Regions from separate parts of the Homo sapiens genome. Here region 1 is linked to region 2. A link is an interaction called in ENCODE POLR2A ChIA-PET data of the cell type or tissue named here. Cell type or tissue: A673. All regions are shown on one strand.

What was found. Peaks named below come from ENCODE experiments on the same cell type or tissue, not always from the same donor. Only the 100,000 strongest peaks of a DNase experiment are listed, where the experiment ranks them.
Region 1: POLR2A ChIA-PET joins it to region 2 with 6 read pairs; 4 of 35 experiments call an interaction of 5 or more read pairs at or near these places.

What each region holds. Positions count from the first base shown.
Region 1 is chr7:32,210,547-32,215,546 of GRCh38, reverse strand. It overlaps a transcript of PDE1C not described here. Among named protein-coding and RNA genes, the nearest start is that of PDE1C, 140 kb to the right of the region's middle. In A673, a CTCF peak has its summit at 4,685 (motif pointing left); a DNase peak (open chromatin) is centred at 4,666; H3K27me3 peaks cover 3,169 bases.
Region 2 is chr7:31,732,235-31,737,234 of GRCh38, reverse strand. It overlaps a transcript of PDE1C not described here. Among named protein-coding and RNA genes, the nearest start is that of PPP1R17, 48 kb to the right of the region's middle. In A673, a CTCF peak has its summit at 642 (motif pointing right); DNase peaks (open chromatin) are centred at 684 and 2,594.

The DNA.
Region 1 (5,000 bases), 480 kb before region 2:
CATGGCAACTACTTACTCTGAGATTTGTTTCTGGCCAATTTTTGGGAGGGAAAACCTACAGCAAACACACCAGGGGAACATGTCCTTTATATTGCTGCTTCTCAGACATTAGTGTACCCAAGTGGCTTCTGGAGCAATTGTTTAAAACAGTGGTTCTCAACCTTTATGGCACCAGGGACCGGTTTCATGGAAGACATTTTTTCTACAAAACGGGTGTTGGGGGGAATGGTTTCAGGATGAAACTGTTCTACCTCAGATGATCATAAGGCACATGCAGCCTAGATCCCTCACATGCACAGTTCAAAATAGGGTTCATGCTCCTATGAGAATCTAATGCCGCCATTGATCTGATAGGGAGTAGAGCTCAGGTGGTGATGCTCGGTCCCCGCTGCACACCTCCTGCTGTGCTGCTTGGTTCCTAACAGGCCATGGGCTGCTCGGTTCTGTGGCCCAGGGGTTGGGGACCCCTGGTTTACAACCTAGGGTCCTGTCCTCACTTGCAGGGATTCTGACCCAGTGGATCTGCCACAGGACCAAGGAACCTGCATCATCATCATCATCATCATCATCAAGTCACTTCCCTAGCTGATCACACTTGGATAAACCCAGATTGACAGGCACAGTTTGCCTCCCTTACTTGCTTGTATGTCCAGGTTGGGTGGAATCCATTGTTGCAACCCTCCTTGAGTCTAGTTCACTGCCCAGCGCCCAGGTGGTGCTCAATCCACATATGCTGAAGGATAGAGGCAATGTGAGGTGAATCCTTTTATAAAGAACCGTTTACAATGCAAAGAGTTGCCCACTAATAGGTCTCCATAGTTAGGTTTGCATCTTAATGGTTGAAGTTTTCTTAAAGCAGAGATATACCTCGCTCGATTCAGGATTTTGACAAAGCAACAGCATCCTGAAAAGAAGAAGTGAATAGGGGTAATTATTTTTGAAGGAATCAAAGCCATGTCCTCCTGCCTTTGGTAAAGATGTACGGAGTTGCACCATTTATTAGTGCTTCTCAACTTCGGCTGCTCACTGGGATCAGGGGCTTAAAAAACACTGATGCTTGAGTCCTACCCCTAGAGGCCCTGTGTAATTGGTCTGGGGTGTGGTCTGGGCATCAATATTTTGTAACATTCCCTAGGTGATTCCAATGTGTGTCCAGGGCTGGAAACCACTGACCTAAAATGTGTGGGATCCCTGGAGAGAGGGGTAAGAGATGCATTTCTTGAGTCTTACAAGGAGCCCTCTTGGACTAGAGATGGCAGGTGCCTTGAATTCTGTGATCCAGGACTACCCTTAAATCAGAATCTAAAACATATTTTATATATATATATACATGTTTTTTACATATATACTTGTGTATAAAATGTATATATGTGTCCGTGTATGTATAAAAATAGTATAAACATTTATACCTGTGTATGTATAAAAAGTTTTTTACATACACACATATACATACACATGTACATATATATACAAACATATCCAAAATAATATGTATATTTTGAAAGAGAGCAATAGCCAATTGTTTTATACCCTCTAATAAAAACATTTTTTCCTGATTATCATAAACTATTGAGTTTATGCAGAAAAGTATTTCAAAAGTTACAGATTTTCTCAAATGCCACCACACAGGAGAAATAACTGTTAATATATCTGGTGACCACACTTCTACTCATCCCTCTGTGCCTATATACACATGTAGCCTAGACACGCAACTGAACGTCAATAGAATCCTTATGCATTCTGAACTAGAATCTGTGTTTTGTGAGCAGTATGGCATAGATAACTTTCCATAAACCTACATAATCATTCTTATAAGATCTCACCACATTTAAGCTCTAATTGCACCTGATAAACGGAACATCTACTGTATTGTGAAAGCTTGCTGTATACTTTTAAACATGCAAGGCAAGCAGCAGTGTTTGAGGGCTCCTGTGCCAGTGGAGAAGCCTGGGTGTGTCCGAACAGGCCTGCAGCGTGCTGTTGGACTGTCACACGCATCTGGGCAGTTGTGCACTGGGGACAGAAGGGCTTGACGAGCCGGGCGACAGCACTTTTTGTAGTGCTAGCATCTGTTGAATTTTAGTTTCAGTCTTTAAGCCCTTTAAGAGGTTCTGTTTTCACCTGCCTTCTAGACCATGCAGAGTGTATAGTCCAACAATAGTCAGCATAGAGTTGCATTCTGAATATCCAGGAGGCAGAGCCACCGAGGGACCATCTCAGTGTTGATCCATGGCTGTCATGTGGGACGGGGGCCTTGTGTTCCAATCGCCCCAGTAATTTGAAGGAAGCCAGTAATATGTATTTCTATTTGAAATCTCTTGGTTTTTAAATGTGGGCTGACAATTGTTTAAAAATTGAAAGCATAGTGAGACCAAACAAAACACACCTGGGGCTTCCTATAGTCATCTGGAAGGCAGTCTGAGATGTCTGGTCTACTAAGCTGTTTGTGGCATTCAGTCTACTTGAGTTCCAAAAATATTGACTGAATGCATAGTCACTGTACAAAAGAATGGAAATTACAATGATAAAAAGTGATGATCCTTGCCTTGGGTGGGGTAGCTTTTATGATCCCCAGACCAGCACCCACCATATCACCTGGGAGCTTGTCAGACATGTAAATTCTTGGGCCTCACACCAGATGCATCAAATTAGAAACTGTATTCTAAGAAACCTGCTCGGTGGTTCTGATGCCTGCTGAAGTTTGAGAACAACAGGCAGGTGTGGGAAGGGGAGTTACGCATATGGGCAAAGATCTGGGGGATGGAGAAGGTGGGGTGTGAGGCGAGGAGGCTTTTCAGAAGTGAATGGCTCCACCTGGATCTTAAAGGATGAGTAAGGAGTTGGCCAGGTGAAGATGAGGGAGGAGTACACCAAGGCTAGCAGGCAGCAGGAGCCAGAGCCAGGCAGGAAGAGTGTGTGAAGGGCGTGTGTGGGATTGTCCATCTAGCGCATGTGACCGAGTGCTGGAGTATGCTCTGGGAAATGAGGTGGGAGAATAAGTTGGTGCAGGTGAGCTGGATTGTGTTCTGTAGGGGCTACAGCATCACGGGAGACCCTCTAGTAGTGGAGTGTGGCATTGGGTATGTTTGTAGGGAAATCACGCTGGTGGCGAGGTTCAAATTCCTTCTGGATAGAGGAAACTCTCCTGGTGTCCCACTGGTCTGGATCCTGATTCTTGCCTTTCCTGGCGTGACTTGGATCTGGGTCAGCAATTCCCATCCTTGGATAGGGTGGTGGGCAGGGAGGGCCCGGCTGAGTGAAGATGTGGCTATTGCTGCGTGTGAAATAGTGACATTGGTGTCTCTGTTCTTTTATTCTTGGAGGAATGTGCACACTCTTGGAGAATGTGCACACTCCAAGCTGAGCATTTAGGTGGTTGCCTGTGTTCTCAGCAATTGCAATGGTCTTTGTAATCCCATTTTAAAATGTCATTTTAAAGTTTCTGCAGCAAAGGTTTTGGTAAAACCCTGGATCTATTTCTTTTTCTTTTTTCTTTCTTTCTTTTTTTTTTTTTTTTTTTTGAGATAGGTTCTCGTTCTGTTGCCCAGGCTGGAGTGCAGTGGTTTGATCACAGCTCACTGCAGCCTCAACCTCCTGGGCTCAAGTGATCCTTCTGCTGCAGCTTCCCGAGTAGCTGGCATTACAGGCATGCTCCACCACACCCGGCTAAGTTGTTAAAACTTTTTTTGTGGAGACAGGGTCTCACTATGTTGCCCAGGCTGGTCTCAAACTCGGGAGCTCAAGTGTTCCTCCTGCCTCAGCCTCCCACAGTGCCGGGATTACAGGTGTGAGCCACTATGCCCCACCCAGCTCTATTTCTTTCTTCAGACATTTGCGGTGTCTAAATGGAAGAAATAAGTTGAACTCAAGGCCATGGAAATTCATGTCTATACCTAACTGGGACTCATTTGTTCTTCCTCCGTCCCTCCCTCCCCTCTCTCTTTTCTTACCCCCCCCTTTTTTTTTATTATAAGATAACTTTGGTTATAGACAACTCTTGAGAGCTTTCCAAGTGCTCATAAGATTTTTTTAATACTTAGCTATGATAACATCCAAATTTTCCTGATGTGAGGATATGCAGTTGTGGTTAAAGACTTCTACTGAGATAGTTGACCATTGTTCTGAAATACTTTGGATGTAGCTCTGAGTGGAGGCAGGAATATGAATGTGAATTATTTATATTCATGTGGTGGTTCTACAAAACATTTTAGAAGACAGCAAGAATAGCCATTGTTCTTAGAACTTCTAGATCTTTTTTTTGAAATGGAAATCTTTTCTTTTAAAATGTATTTGGTGCAGAGTGTAGTAATTATTTAATTTCTTTCTTTTTATTTTTTGAGATAGAGTTTCGCTTTTGTCTCCCAGGCAGGAGTGTAGTGGCACAATCTCGACTCACTGCAACTTCCACCTCCCAGGTTCAATTGATTCTCCTGCCTCAGCCTCCCGAGTAGCTGGGATTACAGGCGCCCACCACCACGCCCGGCTAATTTTTCGTATTTTTAGTAGAGATGGGGTTTCACCATCTTGGGCAGGCTGGTCTCCTGACCTCGTGACCCGACCGCCTCGACCTCCCAAAGTGCCGGACTACAGGCGTGAGCCACCCGCGCCAGGCCCATTTCTTTCTTTTTTTGAAATGCTGCGGTGTGACAGACGATGGGAGCTGGATGAATTATTGCCTCCCCCTGCTGGTCATTTTTATATAACATCTTATATATAGTAATATATAGTAAGAGTGCAGATGATAAAGCAAAGCTAATACCCAGAAAAACAAAAGATACTAAGATGTAATTTATTAATTTTTAAAAATTGCCCAAATTAGTAATAGACAAATTGCCCAAATTAGTAATTGGCCTTATTAGTAATAGAGTGTAGATGGTGAGGCAAAGCTAATGCCAGAAAAACAAAATATACTGAGATGGAATCCATTAATTTTTAAAAAATTGCTCAAATGCAGTAAATTTTAAAATACTTACCTTTGTGAGAGGGTGGAATAAATTTTT
Region 2 (5,000 bases):
GGCTGAGGTGAGAGGATTGTTTGAGGCCAGGAGTTCAAGGTCAGCTTGCTCAACAAAGTGAGATACCGTCTCTACAAAAAAAAATAAAAATAAAAATAAAAAAGTAATAAAATAAAATTAGCCTGGTGTGGTGGTGCATGCCTGTAGTCCCAGCTATTTGGGACACTGAGGCAGGAGAATCACCTGAGCCCAGGAGTCAAGGCTGCAGTGAGCCATGATCACACCACTGCACTCCAGCCTGGGTGACAGAGTGAGACTCTGTTTTGTTTTGTTTTTTTTAAAGGGGGAAAAAAAGAATTAGAAGAGTTGTTATAATGAACAACTAGTTTGTAATTAGAACATCAACTGCGTTAAGTGGCTACTTTGCAGATGCCTGAAGGAAACTTGATTCGGCCTCCCCACCTAATTTTACACTGAGCCTCCCCCCACACAAGGGATTCTCATAATTTGGAATATCATGTCTCCTTTTTTGTGCACCCATAGCATTAACTCTATAACATTTTTATCTGTGAGAAAAAAACATTTTGCCAGGCAGAAATAAACCTCAACCTTGCATGAAGGATCACAACACATTGAACACGCAGATTCCAAATCAGTGTTTCCCAAGTGTTAAAGGCTCTAGCATTAGCAAGCAACTGCAATGTGACAATTTTTCCTGCAGGTGGCGGTGGTGTGTAGGGAAAAAAGCCACACGGTTGGACCAAGGTTTCCCAGGATAGAGAAGAATGGAGGCTGGCTTGGTACGTTCCACTCAAGTCAGCAAACACATATTGAGCCCTTCCAGTCTCCAGGCACTGCCTTAGGTGTGGGGTGGATCCAGTAGGAGTGAACCTGGGTCTCCAGTTTGGGGAACTCACAGTCTTAGGGAAGAATGTGTCCTTGTCTATTAGGCAGGATTATTCGGGCTGCCCTTGGAAAACTTAAAAATCAAGCCCACAGCCAGTTTTTCTCTGTCTACAGGCCTCATTGTAGGGACAAAGAAATCCCTAAGGCAAGCCTGCCCACATTTCCAGGGAGTACCTGCTGGTACAAGACCTGGAACGAGAGTGCGTCTTTGCATGTGCTTGGCTGTTCTCATGGGCGTTCATCTCCCCACTGACTCTACAATCAATCAGCCCTTTGTATTTGTGGGTACTACAGCCTTGTGTTCACTCAACTATGGATTGAGAATATTTGGGGAAAAAAAATCCACAAAAAAATTTGCACACAGCAATGCACTGTTGAATCCACGTGAATGTGTAGGCATTGTATTAGGTATTATAAGTATTCTAGAGATGATGTAACATATATGGGAGGATGTGCATAGGTTATATGCAAATACTATGCCGCTTTATATAAGAGACTTGAGCATCCTTGGATTTGGGTATGAGGAGGAGGTCCTGAAACCGATCTCCCACAGATACGGAGGGATGACCGTATATACAATTTCGCCACTTCTGCAATTATAATCTATCAAAGGCACAGAAGAAGACAAACAACATGCCCTAGAGCCACAGACCCAAAAGGAAAAAGAAACGGTTGTTTTTTCACCTTCTACTCAGGAGCAGACATTCTATTTTGTAAGCATTATTTCATTTAACATTTATGACTACCCCAAGGTGACAGAAGCAGCTGTTATTCTCACTTGACAGATGAGGAAACTGAAATTCAAAGTTCACAATGTCACCTAACATCCACAGCTACTAAGTGTCCAGGGCAGGATCTGAAGTCTGACCCCAGCGGATAGATGCCTTCTGTATGGTTTGATGAGGCAATAGCAGGCCTGGGACGTTTGCTTATACTGCCCTCATGACACTTAAAGGCAGTGCTTTTTTTTTTTTTTTTTTTTTTTTTTTTGAGACAGAGTTTCACTCTTGTTGCCCAGGCTGGAGTGCAATGGCATGATCTCAGCTCACTGCAACCTCCGCCTCCTGGGTTCAAGCGATTCTCCTGCCTCAGCCTCCCAAGTAGCTGGGATTACAGGCATGCACCACCATGCCTGGCTAATTTTGTATCTTTAGTACAGACAGGGTTTCTCCATGTTGGTCAGGCTGGTCTCAAACTCCCAACCTCAAGTGATCCGCCCATCTCAGCCTCCCAAAGTGCTGGGATTTCAGGCGTGAGCCACTGCACCCTGCCTATGCAATCCTTTTCAAATATTAATCAAGTGCTTACAAATCACCTATGGATCTTGTAAAAATGAAATTCTGATTTGGGTGGGGCGGGAGGCTCTGCATTTGTAATGAGCTCCCAGGTGACATCAAAAGATGCTGATTGGGGGACCATACTTAGAGTAGCAAGGCTTCAATTTGCAGAGGTCCCTAAACTTTTAAAATAGTCTCGGCAACTCTAGGCCAAAAGATATTCCTAGTCTACTTTTTAAGTTATTAGGTCCAAACAACTAAAGTCTTTATGTTCTAACAACTTGGCAGCCATATGAAAAACTTATTCATATATAAAGAAGAAATTTTTTTTTGTTAGATTACCACAATTACTTACTAATGGGACATATGTGCCCCGGGGCCTCACAGCTTCTCAAGCCTTGAAATGAGATGGGACAACACCGCCCTTATTTCCTGTTCCATCTTGATTTTTTTCGATAATTGCTCTTGGGCACGAAACAGTTTTAAGACACAGCTTGATATGACATCATCAAAAGGAATTTTGTGCATGTTGAAATGGGAAGCTAATTGGAAATACTAGTTCACATGGAGTCTGACAAATATCCCTCAGAAATCCCTGCTGTATTTCCCTTAGAAATTTAAAATATCCTGTGGCGTCCCAGGGCTCCTTGGTGCAGGGGCTTTCATATACTCTCACTTGTATTAACCAACAGCAGTGCAGAGAAGTGGACCGACCTTCGGACGAGGAGCCAAGAGACTCTTTTGCTAGAATTCTGTGTGGCTTTTGCAGGTTGCCAACCTCTGGGGCCCCTTTTCTGATGAAAGAGGGGGGCCCTAGAGCCGCTTTAACCTTTACGACCATTCAGATATAAAATATGTGATTCTAATATTCCATACACACATCTCAGCTCCCCTGTGAGATTCAGCTCTTCCAGGGCAGGGGCTGTGTGTTACTCGGCATCACACCATACGGTGCCTTCCTCATACTAGGTGCTCAGTAAAGAGCTGTGGAACAAATGCCTTCTGAAAACATCTGAATCAAGTTTTGGTGGTGGGGGAGGGGTAGTTTTATTACTTCTTTAAGATCCAAAACGTTTTTATGCATGAAAAAAACATTTTTTTTTTCTTTGAAACAGAGTCTCACTCTGTTGCCCAGACTAGATTGCAGTGGCATGATCTCGGCTCACTGCAACCTCCGCCTCCCAGGTTCAAGCGATCTTCTTGCCTCAGCCTCCCGAGTAGCTGGGATTACAGGCACCTGCCACCATGCCTGGCTAATGTTTTTGTATTGTTTTTTTTAGTAAAGACAGGGTTTCGCCCTGTTGGCCAGGCTGGTGTTGAACTCCTGACCTCAGGTTGACCCACCCTCCTCAGCCTCCCAGAGTGCTGGGATTACAGGCATAAGCCACTGTGCCCGGCTGAAAGAAGCATTTTTAATGGCCAGTGTTTTAGTAATAACTTCAAAAAGAGATGAAGGCATGTAATGTAGTATGTATGTATGGGTATGTAGTGTCACTGCATTCCAGGCAGCAGGAATATAAATGGCAATGTATGAGGATTCAGATGCAAAAGCCTGGATTCTGATGACAGGATAACTGCTTACTGCTTCTGAAAACTTGGGCAAGTCACCTGATTCTCTGCACGTCAGCCTCTTTATCTGCTTAATGGGAGCCATAGTGGCTGTTCTCTGCCTATGAGATAAATAGGAGCATCAGAAAAACACTGAATGTGAAACTGCTTTGTGAGTTAGGAATCCCAATTACCACCACCTCACCACCCTGGTCTTCTCACCATCCCCTCTACAAGTTGACTGTGCAATATGCTCAGCAATGACATTGGCCTCCCAAAGCCATAATCAAAGATTAGAGATCCCTGCCCAATGCCACCACCTCAATCATGGGCCGCAGATGTTACCCAGGTGATTGGAAAGGAGGTATTAGGTGACGGCAAGGAGGTGCTCAGTCTCTATCCATTTGAGAGGTAACAACCTAGGCACCATAAGTCCATTTAGCTCATAAATATGTATGTGCCCTTTAGGGGAAAACCTTTAACCCTGATCCAGGGAACAAAAGAAAATAGACATTGAAAGAATGCTTACTATTTTTCTTTCATTGGAACAACCTTATGGAATGGCTTTCCGTTAGGAATGGAAATTCTAAGCTCACAGCCTGACATTTTCCCCTAAAATGATAGCACCACCTTCCAATCCCGCCTTAATGTACAGATGAATCACTTTTTTCATTCACCTAATTCGTCAGTCAGTGCTATCTTTTGAAGAATTAGATCCAAGGACAACTGTCAAGAAATCCCCGAGGTCCCCCTTGGGTTACAGTTTACCATTATTGATTTTCCTAACATTAACGGTTAAATGTAAAGCAGACCAAACACACATTGTGGCAATAAAGAGCTCTAAGTGTCTTGGTGTATTAGGGTTCTTCAGAGAAGCAGACCAGTCACACACACACACACACACACACACACACACACACACACAGAAAGAGAGGAGAGAGAGAGAGAGAGAAAGATTTAAAGGAATTGGCCTATGTGATTGTAGAATCTGGCTAGTCTGAAATCCAAAGGGTAGGCCAGGTATGCTGGAAACGCAGCCAAAGTTTCTATACTGCAGTCCTGAGGTCAAATTTCTTCTTCAGGAAACCTCAGTCTTCGCTCTTAAGACCTACAACTAATTGGATGAGGCCCACCCACATTGTGCTTTACTCAGAGTCTACAGATTTTAATATCACTTACTTCTAAAAAAAAATCTTCACGGCAACACCTAGACTTGTCCAACAACTGGGCACTGTATTCTAACCAAAGTGACCCATACAATGACTGGACATTGATGTCCAGGTGGTGTCCAATAATGACTGAAGCCCTCAAAAATAGCCTAAAATGAGT